Regions from separate parts of the Mus musculus genome. Here region 2 is linked to region 1. The links are chromatin loops, found by intact Hi-C in ENCODE. Cell type or tissue: left cerebral cortex. All regions are shown on one strand. Each heading gives the region's core, and the rest is flanking DNA. Links, peaks and the distances in the headings are about the cores only.

The links. Peaks named below come from ENCODE experiments on the same cell type or tissue, not always from the same donor. Only the 100,000 strongest peaks of a DNase experiment are listed, where the experiment ranks them.
Region 2: a loop joins it to region 1, with 2.3 times the contacts of the local background. A loop is called at or near these places in 6 of 42 quality-filtered maps.

What each region holds. Positions count from the first base shown.
Region 1 is chr19:28,081,269-28,091,592 of GRCm38, forward strand. No RefSeq gene overlaps it. Among named protein-coding and RNA genes, the nearest start is that of Rfx3, 75 kb to the left of the region's middle. In left cerebral cortex, for the core only: no CTCF peak of the experiment used is centred there; DNase peaks (open chromatin) are centred at 6,150, 6,565 and 6,807; H3K27ac peaks cover 1,469 bases.
Region 2 is chr19:28,004,742-28,015,065 of GRCm38, forward strand. Rfx3 (regulatory factor X, 3 (influences HLA class II expression)) reads right to left here and starts at 6,425. Exons shown (of 17, transcript NM_011265.3): 1 at 6,231-6,425. In left cerebral cortex, for the core only: a CTCF peak has its summit at 2,086 (motif pointing left); DNase peaks (open chromatin) are centred at 5,263, 5,885, 6,119, 6,507 and 3 more places; H3K4me3 peaks cover 5,386 bases; H3K27ac peaks cover 2,786 bases.

The DNA.
Region 1 (10,324 bases), core at 1,637-9,636:
AAGTCCCAAGCCACTAAATAGCAACCCAACTGCAGAAACATCTTCTTGGATAATAATGGGATGCTTGTCTCACTGATGGGCTGGGAAATTGAACAGAAAATATTCTGAAGCTCTCTAAACAGTGGCACTGCCTTGAAATTGGGGCACCCAGTCATCCTCATCCCTCCGTGTGGAGGTAAACCTCCTCTTGTTTCCTTTCAATGAACAGTTAAGAGATACCCTGTAACTTGCCAACAATAGAACATGCTTCTTTCAGGATTCCAGAGGACGCTGTATGGAGGTCTGCACAAACTGGGGAAATAGGGAGAGCTGTTCAGAGGGTAGAGAGGAAGAAATTATGCAGGGGAGCATCAGCTTGAGGTTTCCGTCTGGAAAGGCCTCCCTATAGGCTGCATGAATGGGTAGGTCAGAGAAAGTGCCAGTGACTACTGTGCCTTCATTGCCCTACAAGCCATCTTCCTGGATGTACAGCATATGCAATTTCATGTGCCTAAAAGGGTTCTTCACTCGGTTCAATGCTTTGTTCTTCCTGTGTAAAATTCTTGTGTGTGTTTTTCTATGTCGGTGAAGCCCAATGGGACCATAGAGTATGAGCGTAGGACCCAACAAAGTGTGCTGCCCTTCTCCACCTCAGTTTTACATCACGTTCTGGGTATCCCATGAGCACAGGGTGGTCCAGACCTAAGATATATGCAAATGCAGGAGCTCAAAGCAACCATGGGGCTAGCTCAGAGTAGCCGCTTCCTCCCGATGGAGTACCATTATCATGGTCTTAAAGCCAAGCAGCTGTCATGACCCACTTGTGTTCCTCATGGTATCAGGATATGCATGAGGACCAGTAGACATAAGGAGAACCTCTTCGGGAGAACTTCTCTATGCATCTCCCATCCCCCTGACACTGCAGTTGCTGCTGTTTAAGACATGACACTTCTCCACTGCAGCTGCTTGGAGCCATTCATACCCCAGAACCTGACAGGCTCACCCAGACATACTTAAACAGAATCTCTCTCTCTCTCTCTCTCTCTCTCTCTCTCTCTCTCTCTCTCTCTCTCTCTCTCTCAGTGCTGTCTGTATTTAGGGTGACTTAGATTTCTCTATGTTTCCTCTAGAAGAGTCACCCAACAGCACATTTGTTGCATTCGTGTCTTAGTAAGCTGAGGCTCTAATGGTTACAGGAGACTAGGCTTCTTGTCTGTGTGAGAACACACACTGAGCAGAGAAACAGGACAACCATGAGGAGACACCTGCAGGGGAACACACAACAGGAGACACTAGTTCACAAACCACACATCTGATAAGTGATTAGTCTATGGCCATACCACCCTGAACGTGCCCGATCTCATTTGATAAGTGCTTAATATAAAAACCCTAAGGAACTCAACTATGTGATTATAGCATTAACGGTGCTCATTTCCTCCTATGATTTTGTAATGGAACTCACATCTTATGTATCTCTTCCTGCTGTCATACTTCTTTAAAATTTGCTTCATTTTATTATTCATCTCTATGATTGTTTGTAAGTGTGCATGCATGTGCATGCACACGATGGTGCATATATAGTAATCAGAAGACACCTTGCTTGCATTGGTTCTCTACCATGTGGGCTCCAGGAATCAAAGTCAAGTTGTTGGCTTTGGTGACAAGAACCTTTACCTACTGAGCCACTTACCAGTCCTGCCTCACCTCCTGACAACTATCTAACCAGTTGAAATAATTTTTAATATATTTATAACTTATCAGAATGTGTCATCTATTGTGGTATTTATTTCCAGCATGCTTCATATCAATCCTTAGCATTAGGAATACTGTAGGAAGAATATTGCATGGAAAACCAACTTGTTGGCATTAGGAAGTTGTCACTGAACTATTGGGAGGTGAACCTTGATTGAGAAACAATAGGTCCATTTTGTTTTGATGTCTCCCATAAGTAAACACACTTCTTAAGCTAATAAACTCGAGAAAAGTTCAAAGAGAAGATGAAATCTACTGTCCTTAACATGTTTGATTAACTATCACATACCATTATATTTCGATTTAAAGTTCACTGAAACAATCTGGCTTGTTGACAGCAAAATTTATACTTGTAGCATCTTGCCTTGAAATATAAGAAATGTCATATATTATTATAATTTGCTTCAAATCCAACTGACAGAAAGAGCCTCCAGACCCCATCAAATGGGATGATTTTGTTACGTGCTCACTTAACTCTGAATTGTAAGTCTAGAAGTAAGTAAACAGAGGTCAGCGTGTATTCCACAGCTTATGACACAGGTCCCTTCTATTCATGGCTCAGCTACATGCAGCCTCTATCACCAAACTACCAAAGATAGGTTCAAAGAGATAGGAAGGAAGGGAGGAAGGGAGGGAGGGAGGGAGGGAGGGAGGGAGGGAGGGAGGGAGGGAGGGAGGGAGGGAGGGAAGGAAGGAAGAAAAAGTGGGAATAAAAAGAATGTCTCCTTTCCTTAAGAAACTCAGAAATCGGTACAGACATCATTACTGACCTCTTAGCAAAAATCTAAAACTATTGCCACATTACACATAAGAGACAGGTAAATATAATTCTACAGTGTCAGCCCAAAGTACACTTACCAAGGAAAATGAGGAGAATGGAAGCTGAACATGTTATAATTTTAAATCATTCATGATAATTCTGCAAGGTTTCTCATTTCAGTCAATCATACCAGCATGGGCCCTGATGTATAATATTGTAGGTCATCAGTGGGTGTTGTTCAATTGATTTGTAAAATGTCACAACTTTAACTTATATAATTTGCTAATTTGTCTAATGCCTACTTGTTTTATGTGGTTATCCAGAAGCTAATAGAAACACAATTTAGTTGTAACACAGAATATTGTTTATAAAAACAATCATACCCTATTTGCAAACCATATGTCTGATACATCATATAACTGTCTTATAAACTAGATTTGTTTTCTAGTGTCAAATGATGTGACAGAAAATGGCAAGCACATCAAAGTATACATTGCTAGTCTCGGGCACTGTGTGGAAGGCTGATTTGGGAGTTATATTCACAATGGTTTATGCTCAGAATTGGGCTGGGCTCAGGATATGGGTTTTCGGTCAGTGACCAGATGAAAGGCAATGGGAGATGCTATCTATGGAGGGCACAGCAGTTTGTTCTATCTCTTCCTGAAGACTGTTTTCCAAAGATTCAAGCCTAGGACCAAATCTTTAAATGGACACTTGCAAAATCTGTCCTATCTTCAGGCAATCTTTGTAAATCCCAGGCCACTTTTCCCTCTGCCCCTTGACCTTCCTGTTTCTACTTTATTTTTGCCTTCCTTTTCCATATAGAGTCTGACGTCATCCACTGAACAGGAAGAATGGCCTGGGATCTTTTCCTTTTTTTTTTTTTTTTTTTTTTAACCTACCCAGGGGAGTGGAGAGTTGGTGAGACAGGGAAGAAGGAAATATAAACCATCTGCCATTATATTTGCTTATATTCCCAGTAGGCAGGTGAAACACCAATTTCATTATGTGTCATTTTAATTACAGTTCACAAGGGTAGACCCTAGTTTTAGAGTTGTAAAACTTTTTTAGATAACTATTATTTGGATACTGAGTTATCCTATAGTTCAGTATTTCCAAGAGTGCTCTATACATTTTCTATACACAAAGTATTTAGAAGGGGGCACCTTTGCAGACTCTAAACTTCAGTAGTTTCCCATTTATTTTTGTTCTGATTTTGAATTTATGGCAAGCTGCTCTGAATTTCTATTAGTGGTAATGATATAAAGTAAAAAATGTAAGTTAACATAAGGAAGATGTTAAGTAAGAGCCACTTGGGCAAAATTAGAATCACATTCTAAAAGTTTATAGTTGGGTAGCCTTGGAATGTATCACTAACACCTCTAATCCTATTTCTTTGTAAAATGTGAACTTAGGGGCTTTGCATTAAGTAGTTGACATACATAATAGCTATTCAGTACTAATTGCTATAGTTTATATTAATCTCTATAGGATTTCCATGAGCATTATCATAATATTTAGTGTGAGATCTGTCTAGCTACACAGAAGATATTTTAAAAGGTTGTAGCCTTTTTACAAAGATATTAGAGATATCTTTATAAGGATATATTTACAAAGATATTAAAGACGTCTTTATAAAGATATATTTTAAAAAAGATAATAGTGTTGTGGTGTGCCTTGGTGCTGTTTGTATTTCGATGCTAATTCTGCTTCTCCAGGAGGGGAGAAGCCTTGGAGGAAGAGTGACTCATATACCCAGGTGACTCCATGTGAACCTTCTCCCCATTTTTACTTGCAAAATAAAGGCTAAAACCGGCAATTGGGCAGCGGAAGGGAAGGTAGAGCCAAAAAGTTTTAGGGAGAGGAGAGGGAGCAAGGGGTGGGGCAGGGAGGCAGAGGGGAGGAAAGAGAGAAAGACTGAAGAGGAGGAGGTGGAAGGAAAATGGAACAGAAGCACGTGGCCTGGAGAAACCGTAAGTTATAAGGGATCTCATAGCTGGGGAATATAAGAGTGTAGTGGTTGATCTGCCTAATCTAGGAGCACAGCATGTATTCATATTAATTGAGTTGTGTTTTCTTTTCTTTTTTTGTTTTTTGTTTTGTTTTTCGAGACAGGGTTTCTCTGTGTAGCCCTGGTTGTCCTGGAATTCACTCTGTAAACCAAGCTGGCCTCGAACTCAGAAATCCGCCTGCCTCTGCCTCCCGAGTGCTGGGATTAAAGGCATGCGCCACCACGCCGGCCTTGCACAGGCTTATTTAAGTTGGAGATTTACGACAATATGATCGTCTTCTACAAAGAAATACTGGGACCTCAAGGATGACCTAAAAGATTTGAGATACCAAAGGCCAATCGATATCTTTGTTGAACAAATTAGCATTTATCCATCAAGTGGAATCCTATGCTGTCATTAAAAAAAAATAGAATTAGCTGGAAGGCAGATATGATGAGAGGCAGGGATGAGAGGATGGGTGGTATCACAGAGGCATGCAAGTTAGAGAGGCTTTATAGAGGAAATGGAGGTGGAAAGCACCTCGGGACTATGAAGCCAGCAGTCTGACCAATGAACGCCAAGTATCCCAGACCGAGGAAGTTCTGACCAATGAACATCAAGTATCCCAGACAGAGGCTATACCAGGTGAAAAGAAAGTCTCAGCTCCTCTGTAGAAACGCAGGTGGCTCTGTGTGGCTGGCGTGTGGTGGTATATTCACTGGGGCACAGCTAGATTTGAGTCTGGACTGGTTTGTGACAGATTGTGGAGAGCTTGAGTGTCATTTTAAGTTGGGGCCATGGGATGCAGCTTCAAGGAAGGCAGCAACTACATCATGGCAGTAGACTTGAACGATGGCATCGGTAAGGAATAGCTACTTAAGATGAGGTCGGCGTCACAGTGTAGACCCGAAATGAGGTCGCAGCAGGAAGAGAGGGAGACCCTATGCAACATGAAGTAATGACAGGGCTGAGAAGCAATGAATAACCTCCAGGTCGCTTAACTGTTAGAAAATACAGAAAGACAAAAAGAAGACACAGTGGCAACGATCTGTAATTCACTCTGTCTGAGGTACTTACAGAACATCTTAGTGCCCATTAGCCTGTGCAAGCCTATGAGGAAGACAGAAATGGAATGGCTGTGGTCGGCTGCCAACCTTAATAACATATATGTCAGTGATTACCTGCATAGCTTTCTTCTGTGTATGTGCATGAAAGCACACATACGTTTGTATATGTGCATGCAGGTTTGTGGAGGCCAGAGACAGGTCAACAACCTCAGATGTTATTCCTCAGAGCCAGTTGCACATTTTTCTTTAAACATGTATTTATTTATATATCTTTAGGCAGAGTCTCTCTCTAGGACCTGAAGATCCCTAATTCAGCTTAGCTGGCTGTCTAGTATGTCCCACGCTGGGATTACAAGCGTGTGCAGCCATGTGCAGCCTTTGCTCGTGTGTGTTCTCAACTTGGGTCCTCCTGCTTGCAAGCACTTTCCCAACCGAGCGGCTCCCGAGCCCTGACCAAGTCCCGTTACCAATGAGCTGGTTTTGTAAATGTCCTTTTTGCCTTGTGCTTTACCCTCTTCCCCCAGGGCTGGTCTAACTACTTGGAGGCTAATTCCCTCCTTTGCTAGGCATTGGTTGGTGGCCCACTCTGAAAGGCATTCCAGGGAGAAGAGCTCTGAGATGCCATTCCCATGCGGAGAGCTACATGGGCCTGTTTGGATAAGAGAAATCCTAAAATGTAGAGCAAAGTATTCCTTCTTATACCTTGCTCATTGAATTTGCAGAAACACGGTTTTGTGGTGCAGTGTGGAGTGTCTTTAAAGCTGCAGTAAAATCGAGGAGCCCCCTTTAAAAGAGGCCAGCTACATTAGAGCCAGAGGGACAGAGCCGTGACTGTGAAACTTACAATAACACTTGGCTTTGCCTGGTGTTGAAAGTGACCAAAACTAATCAGGTCCAGAAGAGCATTCCACAAAGCTGCTTTTCTGACTCTTTTCTGCCTCTGCCCTGCTTGCTTTTGCTGCTGAGCAGATTGCTGGAGCTGGTGCCAACTCTACATTGCTTAATAATAATTCTCATTAGCATGCTGCCTTGGATGTGTATCGCAGAGCAAAATTTAGCTTTGCCTTGGTGTGAATCAAGAGAGGAGCATGAAATTCTTAGCTGAAGCAAAGGGTTTAAGGACCTTGGATGGGGGTTCCGTTTGCACAGAGTCCAGGCCCTCTTTGGTCCCCAATCAGGGGGCAGGGAGACAAAGAGGAATTTTACTCCCAAATGGCGAGCTTTGTGTTCTTTCTCCCTCTCCACTTGCAGCCTCTGCAATGGCACTTGTTTGTGCCTTGCTATTGAATAGTCTGATACATTCCAAAGACCCAGGGCCTGTCCCAGCCCAGTGCCCCAATGGAGTGAATGTTCCCAGCTCTGGCTGTCGCATCTACCCAGTCATTGTACCTGCTGGTTCCATGACTTTCCTGAGGTTGCTCACATTAGCTTTGGTTACGAAAGTGAACAAGAGGCTGTTTACTCTCCTGCAGATGCCAGGGTGACTTGAGTGGCACTCTGAGGAGACACGCACAACCTTGCACATTCACAGCCTGTTTAACAGGGGCCGTATTCCCCACAACGGCTTTCACATGCCATCTGCTGTCACATGGTACCACGTGCCAGGTCCTTATAAGATATGTATTCAATCACTCCCCTTCTCACCCCTCCTTTAGAAATGGCAAATGGAAGACGACTTTAAGCAAGGTTTCACACTGAAGGAATTATGTGCATATCAAACGTATTGAATTAAAAGAGGATTTTTTTTTAATTGTCATTCCCGGCTGCAAAGTGGCAATCAGACACCCTCATGAAAATTTTAGAGAAGTTATCAGACTCAGTGGGTAGCGGAAAAGGCGCCACTAAAAAGTAATCTTTTCTGTGTGCAAATCTACTTGCCAAAAGAATGACAACTACCAAAAAAGAATTGGAAGGAAACAGTCCAAGGTATTTTATAATTCTGTACTCCCTTTTCCGTTGCTGCTGGGGATGGAACTCAGGGCTCCATACACACTGCAAAGCCACCGAACTGCTGAGCTACACCCCGAACCTCTCATGATTTCCATTCTCCTGTTGGCGTGTGTGTGCCCTTCCTCTGATCTGGTATCGCGCTGAGCTCAGTGGTAGAGGAGAGACACTTTCTAAAAGGGTTGAGGGGATTGGTACAAAGCATACTGGGAACAAATGAATTAGCACATCCTGTCACGGTTTGCTCTTGAATGATGGCGCCTTCTTTGTTAATTGAAAAGAAATGTAAAACTGGAAGGAAAGGCAAAAGGAAACAGAACGAAGCAAACAAACAAACAAACAAAAATGAAACAGAAGAGATTGCAGTCTCTTTTCTCTCCTCCTCCGTGACCTGTGACAGCACACTGTAAAGTCTCGAGGCCCTGCATCTTCATGTACGATTCTGATGCTGTCTGTAGGGAGCCTAGAACAGGAGGCTGGAGAGACGGTCTGTAATTGAAAGTTCTTTCAGGAGAGATGTTCTATCAGGCCTGCTAAGGGAGTCAGCCGCACCTGCTGGCTTTTTATGTTGAGCGTCTCTGAAAGGATGCAAAGCATAAAGAAATTGAATGGTGCTGTTTCTTTTATAATCTCTCAGCGGAAATACAGTTTTAAAAATTATCGATAAGATGTACAAGTCAGACCAAGGGTTTTACGATGAAACTGCAATCTATAGCTTGTTTTAATCTTGTGAATAGTGTTCTGCTTCTCTGACATGCTCTAAACAAACTTATAATCTGTAACAATATATGACTTCCTAAGTTGCTGCAACCGTGGCTCTTAGGGAGGGCTCGTCACTTCAGATATCACATCACTCAGCCATAGATACTGAACTACTCATCCATATGTGTGTTGTTTTAAGAAGATTTAGTCTCTTTTTATGAGTAGCTTAGAAGAAACACCAGCTATTTAGGATCTAAGGAACAGAGATGAGACAGCGGTATTTTAACCAGCATAGACATTATCTGAGTACTACTGTGCATTTCTGAGGGCAGCCACGTACAGCTCCCATACACCAGTTCAGCTGTCTTGGCCTTGATGGCAGTTGCCATGAGGACTCATGGAAAGCACTGCCAGCCTGCTTGACTCTTAATTCCTGGACAAGGCGATCCCTGAGGGCAGGCATGTGTCTGTGCCTCTTCCAATTCAGATGCTGCCTGCCCATCCAGGGTTTGCTCGTGGATAAAAGGATAAGCTACATTTCTGATTGGATTCAGCCAGCAGGGGGAAAACATTCTTATTTACGGCTCAGGTTTTGTGCTGAGAAAGACATCTTTACACTATTTTTATGTGGCCATATTGTAAGGCCTATTGGAGGTGGAAAACGTTATCAGCACACGAGCATCCTCCCAGACCTTATACATCAGAACTCACTAAACTGAGATGATGTCTGTGGGAGTCTCAGCTTGCTCTGTCAGCCTTGCTAACAAGGTTGACAAGCTAGCGTACCCAGGTGTTGTCATCTAGTGGCACACCACACACTCCTAAAGTTACCAACAACCTGTTCTTCAGAAGTGGTCACATGACCCAGACCTCTCCTATCTCCCTGGTCCAATCAGAGTGCTGCCCTGGGATTTAACGCCCACACAGAAGAGGAAAGATCCTGTCTTCTTGCTCAGTCAGGGGTTTCTGCCTTACAGCTGCCTGTGGTCATGTTCTCTTCCAGGTAAAAGGTAGAAAGAACAAGGTAGACAGAGCAGTGGCAATGACAACCAGTGGCAGAAAAAAGCCCAACAGCGTTTCAGCCCTGTTCAGTTCCGAGCCTGGCTTCCTGCGGCCCTCTATCTGTTACTGGTGAATCCGATTGCCAGCGTCCTGAGTTTGCAGTTTCTGTTATTTACAACCTGAAGAGGCCCGCAGCATCCCTCTTAGAATAGAAAGGAAAGGTGGCTGGCACACACTTACAGTGAAGGGTCAGTCTCTCCACCAAGGCTGGAAATACAAGGACCGGGGAAGGAGAAACAACGCTTTCTCAAGAGCACCTGGTAACAACAGGAACTAACCTGGGTGCTGCTGCCCAGTAGTTTTCCACAGTAGTTCCCCAGTTCCTTACTCCTGTGAACCTTGGCGCTGAGGAGAGAGGGTGATGGGGCAAACGTGCCAGAAGGCAACAGAGTGGCTGGGAACAAAGGACCCTACAATCTTTCCTCCTAAGTTTCTGGCCCATGGTTTGGGACCCAGTCTCTCTGCTTATGGTTTTTCCTGTAAGGGCCAGTTCAGAGAATTCACACAATGAACTACAAACCATAGGGGTCCCAAGAGAATCCTTTGTGGCTATGAGGCATCCCGCTGAAATAGAGGCTACGTCTCCCCATAGGCTCACCTTGTTGCCTAAGTGATAGGGGTGGAGGCAAGGAAAACTGAGAAAGGGGAGCTGAAAACTAAGGTGCGGAGTCGGAGTGGGGGGGTGGGGGGGTGAGGGGTACATTTTACCCAGGCACAGGCCAAGTTAGGAGTTAAGCTGAGGTTGGAGAATCACCACCAAGACTAATACTCCAGCATGCTTCACAACGACCTGATGGCACCTGACAGGACGAAGGCAAAACAGGAGTCAAAGCAGCTTGCTGGCTCTGGCTCCCAGGACTTTATTCAGGAAGTCTAAGGAACCCAGGGCTCTGCACTTCCAACAGGTTTCTCATTGATACTGATAAACTTAGTCCCATGACTCCTTTAAGGAAAACTGCTAACCACTAGCAAGATTTTATCGAAAGGACCCAGATGTAGCTGTCTCTTGTGAGACTATGCCGGGGCCTAGCAAACACAGAAGTGGATGCTCACAGTCAGCTATT
Region 2 (10,324 bases), core at 672-8,671, 77 kb before region 1:
AGAGTCATGAATTGGGGGCTGGCCTGGACTACACAGAAAAGAAATAAATCATGTTTTTATTTAAGATTATAACTAAATCACTCTAAAATGAGAAATCACTTTATTAGTCAAAACTATCAAACAACAATGCTACATAGGACAGCCAACTTGAAAATGTTATTTGAAACTTTTTAACATCTAAAAAGATCAAAAGATGGGATTTTCTTGTGTAAGACTTCATATTTTAAGTTACCTGGGTAATATTACAAAGTTACAACTTAAGTACTGTTAGCAAATTATTCATCAATGCCAAATAAGTGTATCAGTGGTAGTCTTACTCTCCTTGGGTGCTGAGCAGTAAGATATAAAATTGTAGAATAACTGCTAATGAATTCATGTTTTAAAACAGTCTATTATTTACTGTCATTACATTTAAAGATGGTATGTAGCATTAAGTTGGCAAAAAGAGCTCCAAATGTTTTCAAATACATTCATGTGTAGCATGTGAAGAGAAGATATAAATGGAACAATGAAACCAACAATGGAAGAATAGGAGATAATGAAATGTTACAACATTATTTCTTAATACAAAAATCCCTAGGCCAGAAAAGTCATGTAAACCCAGTAAAAGGAGCCCATTATAAGCCCATGGTGTAAAACTAAGACATAGCTTTGGAATAGCATTAGGATGGTTTAAAAAAAAACTGATTATCAAATGGTAATCCAAGCCTCTGTTGATATCTTGGTTTTGATTTTTTTAATGAGTAAAAGAGATTAAATATTTAATGACAGCAGATTAGGGGGAAATATTACAAAACTTAAGTCCTATAACAAAGGGATGGCTAGATGGTCATATCAAAATGATTCTTAAGTAACAAAAGTAGGAAATTTTTTTGGAAAAAAACTATTTTGGAAACATCGTGTAGAGAATTCTCAACAATTCCTCATTGAAACACCCAACAGGCATTAAACATGCATTCTAAAGACTTCACAATATACAGTACATGAATTTATCTCTTTGAAGTTGCATAGATGTCAGAAGATAGGCAGATTGAGTCTTGACTATTCAGATGAGAAAACTGAGTCTCACTGAAAGCAGCTAACGTCCACAGTCACACAGTTAATAAGATTAACTGAACTCTGACTAAAGCCGGTACATACACTTAGCCTGTAACAGGGTGTCCCATTCACTTATTAATACTCTAATACAAATTACTTTCTCAACTTTCACTACATATACTTTGATGTGAAATCTAGACTTCAAGTACAAAGCATTTTAATACATCCACAAATACATTAAAACCTCAGTGGCATAAAATGACAAACTACATAGAATTTTATCTTTTAAAGAAAAATGACTTAACTATTGTAGTGAGACCCATATGTGTTTGTGGGGGGGGGGGTGCTACTCTCTTTTGAAGTTCTGGGATCAAGGTGTTCCTGCATACAAATTGTTTCAGCTTATAGTTACTTTTCAAAACTAGAACAATTAACCATTGTAGCTGAGTTGGGAGAATAGTGTATCATTACCTAGACTTAAGTTTTTACACTGAACCTATCCTTTCCCAAGCATCCTTGAAGAAAATACTTAAGTTTTAAAATTTGTCAGAGCATTTGCTACTTAAAATTATATTTAAACAGGAAGAAACCACTCAAAAGATGGAAAATGGAACTGAAAAAGAGTCACAGGGTGGGAGAGAGAGCTCAGCGTTAAGACCATTTGTAGCTCTTGCAAAGGACACAGGTTCAGCTCCCAGCAACCACAGTTCCAGAGCATAAAAGTGAAATATCTTCATTTGACCAATGTATACAACAAAGTGCTAACATTAGACTGGACCAAGGCTATGTTCTCAGGGATCGGTTCTATAGTTCATTACTGGATCTGATTTGTTACATATTATTACACATATTCTCTCTATATAGACAGACTTTCCCAAAAAAACTACCAAGGCAAGCAGTATATTAAATGTTAAACTTTACAGAAGTAACTGAGATGCTTATATGCAATAAATAACTAAAATTTTCTTTACGTAACAGTTCCAATCAATTCACGTTTTAGTGAAAATAATCTTACATTGCAAACAGCACAGCACCCTCTGGTGTATCTATTATAAGATATATAAAAGTCCCACAAATAAAGGGATAAAATTTTAAGTCAAAAATAAACCTTAGAAATCAATAGGGTGATTCTTTCTGAATTTATTCCAGTTCATATATTTAACATGTATAAACAAAAACAATTTTCACTTTAAAATATCACTATTTTATAGCAACTGAATGTCAGAAAAATTTGTTTCAGTTTTAAAATGCAAATAATTCATTTTTCCAATTATAACATGATAATGCTATAAAAAAATCCTTGAGGTATGGAATGACAAAGTTTAATATATTATTTATTATGTAAGCTAAATTTCATTTTATTTAAACCCGCATACACACACACACACACACACACACACACCTGTTTCCCAGTTGTCATCACAAAATAGAACCTGTGTGTGTGTGTGTGTGTGTGTGTGTGTGTGTAAACTGTTATGCTGCTATACTTTTTCTGAATTCAAAGGCAGTTTGGCATTATTTATAAGAATGGATAGATAGGTGTTTAGCAAATGAATCTATCATTTATACAGTTTGAACTAGTGATTTAGGTTAAAACATAGAGCACTTCAAAGGCTAGCAATGTTCAACTTTTGCATGTAAAAAGAACCCTCTTCCTGTGAAAATAATAAAAGGATGATACAACTAACTCTGTAAAATGCCACCTGCTTTAGACAGCTCTGTGAACTTCTGCAAGTTCCAAGACAATGCAGGAAAAGGGAGACTGACACCTGTTTCAAGCAGCCACCTGTCTCTAACAAGCTAAATTTAGTCAAATCCACTTAATCTTGGTTTTCCAAAATAAGGGAACACTATGCATCTGTGAACAGAAAAGAATTTAAATTCTATTTTGTGATGACAACTGGGAATATATACCAGAAGAATTAAAGAGTTAAGGCAAATGATTCAGTAGGGCTAACTATTTTTAATGTAACTGCAAATGAATAGAGGACACTTAACCAAACGCTCAACATAAAAACAGGTTAGCAAACTTCATAATTTAAAAGTTGATGTATTTCTTATTCTTGTTTCTTATAATATAGTCTCACTAAAAGGATCACTAAGTCATACTACTAGACTATTTAGGTAAAAAATTAACTCTTCCCACATATCTGATATCATTATCCATCCTTCTAAGCTTAATGTGCAACCTGAATTTTTTTGCTTTTCAATTGCTAAAAAAAAAGTGCCTCAATTAACTTGTAAGTTTTTAAAAAAGATTTCTCACTATTTCACTTATAAGCTATAAACCTGTGAGTATCTCCACAGGATACAAGATTATTTGAATATTGGATAAATAATGCAATATTTTAGACATTAGGCATAAGACTCTCACACCATGGGAGCACTGTGAAATAATGGAGAGCTACTAGGAATGCATTAATTTCTTATACACATATAAATTTACTATACCTATTCTCTATACAGTTTAATAGAATTGTGTAATAGACAATCATATATGTGAATTTTGTACACTGGATATAATTTAAAAAGACAGAGATAGGCATCATGGCATACTCTGAGCTACAAATATTCAGCTACTCAAAACATTATTTCACATGTTTAATTTCAAAGCATGATTATGTTCACAGATTTCTGTTAGTCTAAAACACTGAAAACAAAGAATGTCAATGCATAGTACAGTCCCTCCTAGGAAAAATAGCACAGAAAAAAAAAGTCGAACTAAATGGTACTTAAATTTGTATTTAATTTTAAAGATAAATTGTTATAACTCTAAGTTAATCAATCCACTAAACTATTTTATTTTAAAGCATCTCTAATATCAACTCTTAAAACACAAAGATTTGCTTTAAATGGACAGGCTACTTAACATAATGCAATGCCACATTTGCTCTCAAATTAACTTGTGAATGGAAAAAACTAAATTAAACACATGCTTGATGAGTGAAATGACTCTTAAACACTCTTGGACACGACAAATAAAATATTAATCTAAGACATTTTAATATATACAATCTACTCAGCTGAAACATATGTGAATGCCATTAAGATCTAAAACTGTCCCAAGACAGCAAAACTCCTTTTAACTTCAGACCCAGGAGCTTTACCATCGAAAAGTGTTCAGGCGTTTGACACTCATCTGAACAAAAAAGAGGAAAAGAAGAAAAAGAAAAGAAAGATGAAAAGAAAAAAGAAAATGAGAAGAAAAGAAAAAATAAAAGTTAGTATTTGAAAATTGCAAAGACAGGTTGGGAATGGATGAATAAATATAAAGAATGCTGAGAGATCCAAACAGACTTCTTTCAGAATCAAATCTCAGCTTCATTTAAAATAACAATCACACGAAAATGAATTGAAAAGTAAGGTTTTTCCCAATCCCCCAACTCTTACTTGTTTTACAAAATATTAGCCTTAATGGCATTATAATTACCCAACCTCTCCATTGACAATCTCAAGAATAATTAATACTGTCACATTATTCACAGGCTGCTCTGTCAGTTAAATCAATAAATGTTTGCTGTTGGAAAGATTATTTAAATAAGCACTTTAAAATATGAATTGGAAATTTCAATGTGCCACTATAATAGTACAATCTATTTGTTTTAGCTCACAATCATCATCAATTTTTTTCTGATAACCTATTAATTGTTATGCTGAAAATGAGCAAATTAAGGATCTGCAAAGCCAGGTTCTAATCAAGACGATACTACTTCATAACTGGTAAGTATTCAGATCTACAAGGGCAACTATTTCCTCTAAAGAAACACTTTAAAAGGAAGTTTTTTTTTTCTTCTGAACAGGTTTAAATCATTGTCCAAAGAAAACCAAAAAGTCAACAAAAAAGAATATGTTAAGTACACACATGCCTAGATCTTAACAGCCACAAAGAAAGTGAAATATACACACGTTTCAAGTTGAGAAGCTTCATACATTCTTTATGAACAACTTGACTTCAATTTCAACTCTCCAAGGGAAAGGAATAGAGATGAAGATGGGAGAAGGAAAAAAAAAAAAAAAAAAACTCTCAAAGTACCATAACTGTCACAAATAGCGTTGTGAACTGAGTTCTCACAAAGCTTCCTTATATCCTTTTCCTGTTCATCACAGACAAAGTCTAAACCACAATGAAAATTGTTAACACTCTCCTGTGGGGAGGGAGGTGCATCAAAGTGAAACAGAACCTCAGGACTACCCCTCCCATCTCCACATGAAGGATAAAGCGCTGTCAGTAGCCACTAACCAAAGTAGCACAGATGCCCTGCATCCGGTTTAAATCACAAGCACACACACACACACACACACACACACACACAAACCCGAAAAGGGGAGGGGGGAGAGAGAGAGAGGAGAGGGAGAGGAGACAGAGGAGAGACAAGAGAGGAAAGAGGAGAGAAGAGAAACAGAGAAACAGACTTAAAAAAAAAATCTCTCAAGAGCAGCAGAGGCCCCCTAGTTTCAATGTGTGTGCAAATGGGGGGAAGGGGGGAGAAGACTGCTGAATGGATATTAAGACTGTTTGCAGCACAAAGAAAAATACAGTTTTAAAAGAAAAAAAAAAAAAAAGAATCCCGTGAGGCCAGTGATGGTCAAATAAGTGCAGTCCGTTCAGCAGCAGGCACAGAGGGGCCGAAACGAAGGGAGCGGGCTTCGGGAAAAGTTCACCGAGGTACCAGGATAAAAATAACAAAACCCCCAACAAGGCCCCGCAAGTGAACAACAACCACCACAGCGCAGCACCTTTTGGGGACCCCCCCTGCTCACTGCTGTCTATTTCGATTTGGAAAGCAGCAGCCACCAGGCAGCTTTGCAAAGCAGCGAATTAAAGAAAGAGAGAGGGAGAAAGCGAGCCCCTTCTCTCCACCTGCCCCTCCTCCTGGGCGCCCGCGGACCTGGGGGGGACGCTCCAACACCCGCGACGGACAGCGGCGGCTTCCTAGCCCGCTCGCCCCGCAGCCCCGGCTCCCGCTCCATCCCCGAGCGCCGAGGCCGGGCGGGCAGGCGCGCGGCGCCCACACCCCCGAGCCCGCCGCGCGCGGGTCCATTGTAAACAAGCCCCCGGGACCGAGCCCCTCAAGCGGCCGCAGCCGGTGTCAGGAGGGAGACCCCGCACAGCCACGCTCGCTCGCACACACGAACACACGCACGGACACACACGCTCCCACACACATGTAGAGAGACCGAAGAATATTCACCTTGGCTGTGGATTATTGTGGTGTTGTTGGTGGGTGATGGAGATGGTGGTGGTGGGGAGGAGGAGGAGGAGGAAGAGGAGGAGGAGGAGGAGAGGAGTAGTTGTTGTTGATGGGTAACAGTCGCCAGGACTACGGTGACTATGGCGCTTGATTCACAAGGCAACGGTTGCTATAACTCACAAAAGAGAGAGAGAGGGAGAGAGAGAGGGAGCGAGGGAGAGGGAGACACTCGCGCGGGGAGGGGCGGGGGGGAGGGAGGAGGGGAGAGGGCGGGCCCGAGAGCGCCGGAAGAAGCGGCTTCGGCGCCGTGACTGACAGCTCGGAGCCCGGGCGGGGGGCTGCGGTCGGGATTCCGACGTCGGTTTTTCCCCCGAGGTGCGCTTTAAGACTTGGCGGGCCCGGGGTCAGGGCGAGTCTGCCTGGAGGAACGGGACGGAGGACGCCGGGGAAAGCTGAGGGTCTGGAGGCGAGGGCTACTTTCCGTCAAAGGAGCCCCGCCTGCCTCTGCCGCCAGCTCTGTGCCCAGCCGCCCCGCAGCCGCGAGAGGAAAAGCGCGAAGCCAGGGGAGGGGGAGTGACGACGGAGCCAACACTGTGTGAGACGCGCGCTACCGCGGAGGCAGACCCCACTTTGAAGAGCGGGCTCCACCCCGGGGCGTACGTCATTTCCTGGGCGGCCCCAGCTAATATCCCGGATGTGCTGCGCTCCTCCCCTCTCTCTCCTCTCTTCCCCCCGCCCCGCTCAGGTTTTTTTTTTTTTTTTTTTTTTTTCTCCCCTCCCTCTCCGTGGTCGCCAGTGTGGTGTTTCCCGGTCGGTCGTTTATGCCTCGCGGGTGATCCCTTTCCCAGACTCTCTGCGGCCGGCGCGGGCCTCCAGGGTCTCGGCTTTGCCCTCCCCTCCATCGAATTCCGCTTTCTCGCGCCTCCCGAGGCCGCGGGGTCCTGAGGAGCGCGGGCGGCGGGGTGTGAGCGGTGCTCCCGCCGCCATCTTAGGGAGCGAGAGCCTGGGCGCGCGAACGGTGACCCATCTCGCTCGGCGCGGCCGCTACCTCCCTGCGGAACCGAGACGCCAAGTTAGCACCCTGCAGGACCGGGAGGAAGTGCCAAGGGGAAGGGAATTCGAGCTTTCCGAGGATGAGGGTCCCTACAGGGGTGGGTTAGACCTTTCAGAGTAGCCCTCGGTAGGTCCTTAAGGGGCTCTACCCTTTCAGAGTTGACGGGATGGATCCCAGCTAGACCAATCGCCCTATTAGCTGGCATCGGTTTCTTAACAGCCTGGGGGTAGCTTGTTCTTGAGCTGTGTTGGACACGGGAACGGCTTCTGTCCATGGAGAACATTATTAGCACACAACCTGGCACCTCAAACTCGAGTTGATAAGGCACAGCTTCTGAAACCTCATGGTTCAAGCATATTCGTCCAATTCTCCTCATACTGGAGTCCAGCAGGCACGTGCCCCCAGGCCCGCCAATACCCAAAATCTCCCAACATTTGCAGCTAAGCAGCTTATCCAAGACAATAACATACTGGAAGTAGAGCCTTAAGAAGTCAGTTCTCCTCTTGAGGCTTAATTTTTGCACCGGCACATGAGGGATTTGGGCCAGCATGAGTTCCCTGTTAAAATAAGGCTGAGCTCTCTTTCTGTGCCCCAGACCTTGTGCTAAGTGTTTTACATACATTATCTCATTTAATCCTGACACCTGTTCTATTGGATACATAATATTCTCATTTTAGGGAAAACAAGCCGTCATTTTATCTTGCCTCTCTGTGCCATGAAATGCTAGGTAAAAGACATTTTAGAAACCAACTATTAGAACAATAGATTTAGCAGTAATACTGTAAGCTTTGATAATTTCATAGTTATAATGAGTTCTATTCTTGGTTATAAGTTATAATATAGTAGTTAATAAGAGAAAGAGAAAAAAAAAAAAAAAAAAACAAGCCAAGGACTAAAGTTAAAACAGGTCGTGGTGATAGCCAAAAATGACACCGTGGTACCCAACAGCAGTTAAAACTCTTCACGATTGGAATAGTCCTTTTGCAACGTTTACAGATCAAGTCCTCAGGAAAACGTTTGGGACTGCTGACTGGCACCTCAAGGCTCTGAAGAGCTTTGCTGGCGCAGCCCTATTGTCTGTTAGGTTCCCCATCTCCCCACTGTCAGCTGTTGCTCCTTACCGCTGTCAGTGAGCACCATTCTATTATTCCCCCCACCCTTTTAATTTACTGCTTTTAATCTGCACGAAAGGAAACCACATAATGAAGCTTGGGCAAAACTGTCTCAAGGGTATAAATAGATACTTTGAGGCAGTGTCCTTTAGGAAGAGTGTGACCTTTGCGCTTAGAACATTGTAACGTCAGTTTCAAGCAATTTAGAGACTTCTTTATTCCTAGCTTCTGGTACCATCTTTTTATACTCTCAGGATGCATACTTTTATTTGCATGAATTCTTACTAAGTCAGGATATTCTCCCTTTTATGACAATTGGAGGTATGTCTTTTAGTTCTAGTAAGGTTAATATATAAATTTCAGTGTTGCCATTATACTAATTCAAAACACCAAGCTACAATGCAAGCAATAGAATGCAAAGCATGATAGATTATATATGCATACATATATCAAATCCTTTTGCTACTCAGTAGTTCTGACAGGAACTCTTTTCAGCTCATTTTTACAGCTGTGTGGTTGTATCTTCATATGTATCATACAGGTAGATCAGAAATAACTTTTTAGGGAGCCTTAGGAAACACGCAGCATGGTCTTAACAGCTATTGCTTTTTACAATGAAAAATATAATCGTCATTCAAAAAGGTATTTTACATTCCTTGACAATGCAATAAATTGTCAATGCAACAGCTTTTTGCTGTATTCCAGAAATGATGCAGACATAGTTATCTGTACAATGCTCAGTTGTTCTGTGAATTTTAGTTGTTTCCTTTAAACTTTGTTTCCACTGTAAGGTTGTAGTGATTGTGAGAGGCATAGATGAACACATTTGTGTCTAAACCACTTGAAGAAAAGAAGCCCTGATTACCTATGTATATACTGTACAAATTGCTATAGCATATTATTAAGGGTAAATTTTCAACATCATCGATTAGGATATTTCCTCCTATGGACACCTACCACATATTCAAGAACTAATGAAGAATTCCAACGTCATGCGTAAAAGAAAGCAAAATATGTATGCAAAGATAAAATACTGACATCCCATGACATTGCTTCAAAAAAAAAAAGTGGAGTTTTGAAAACGTATGCTATAGCTTACAAAGCAGAAATTGCCCTGCTTTAAAATCTTCCATTAGACTACATGTTTTCTTCAGTTGAGACACACAACAGAATCTTATTCTCAAATGTGAAATGAAGTTTTCCTTTCTGCTATGTTTTCCTAAGTGCTTATGATATGCCCACTGCTACTGAATCATGATTGCTAATTGATGTTTCTGGATCTGAGATTCAGTGGACATGTGATAAATACCAAAAGTGACAAGAGAGACCCAAGTGATTCAGACACTTTCTAACTGTCTTCTGGGGTACCCCACTGAAAGCATGCTTTGATTCTGAGAAAAAGTGTTTTGCTAAATTTGTCTTTCTAATTGTGTTTTCATTAAGCACTACAAATCGTCTAATTACTCAGCCATCTTGATATCTGTCTATTATATAAGTATATCTTGAAATTAGACTCTCACCCCAGGGCATAAAGATGATAGTAGAATCATAAATTGACTACCCGTTGCTCAAGACCAAAGTAAAACTATGTATGCATACAGTTCCTCAATTAATTCAGAACATCAATTACAGTATTTGCACCATTAAACCCAAATACCTGGAAACAATCCAAATGTCGGATGTCTATCAGCTAGAGGAGGCACAAACAAGTCGTGATACAGTCAGACAACTGTAATGCAACTGAACAGTTAGAAAGACTATTGATATACAAAAAGGCATGAATACATCACGGGATCATTATGTTCAACAAGAGGGGCCAAGTACAACGTGGGAATCCACTTCGGTGAAATCCATGTTCAGGCAGGGAAGCCTGGTTTTCCATTGTTGGCAGTGACAACAGCATAGGATTCACTGGCAGCAGGTGAGAA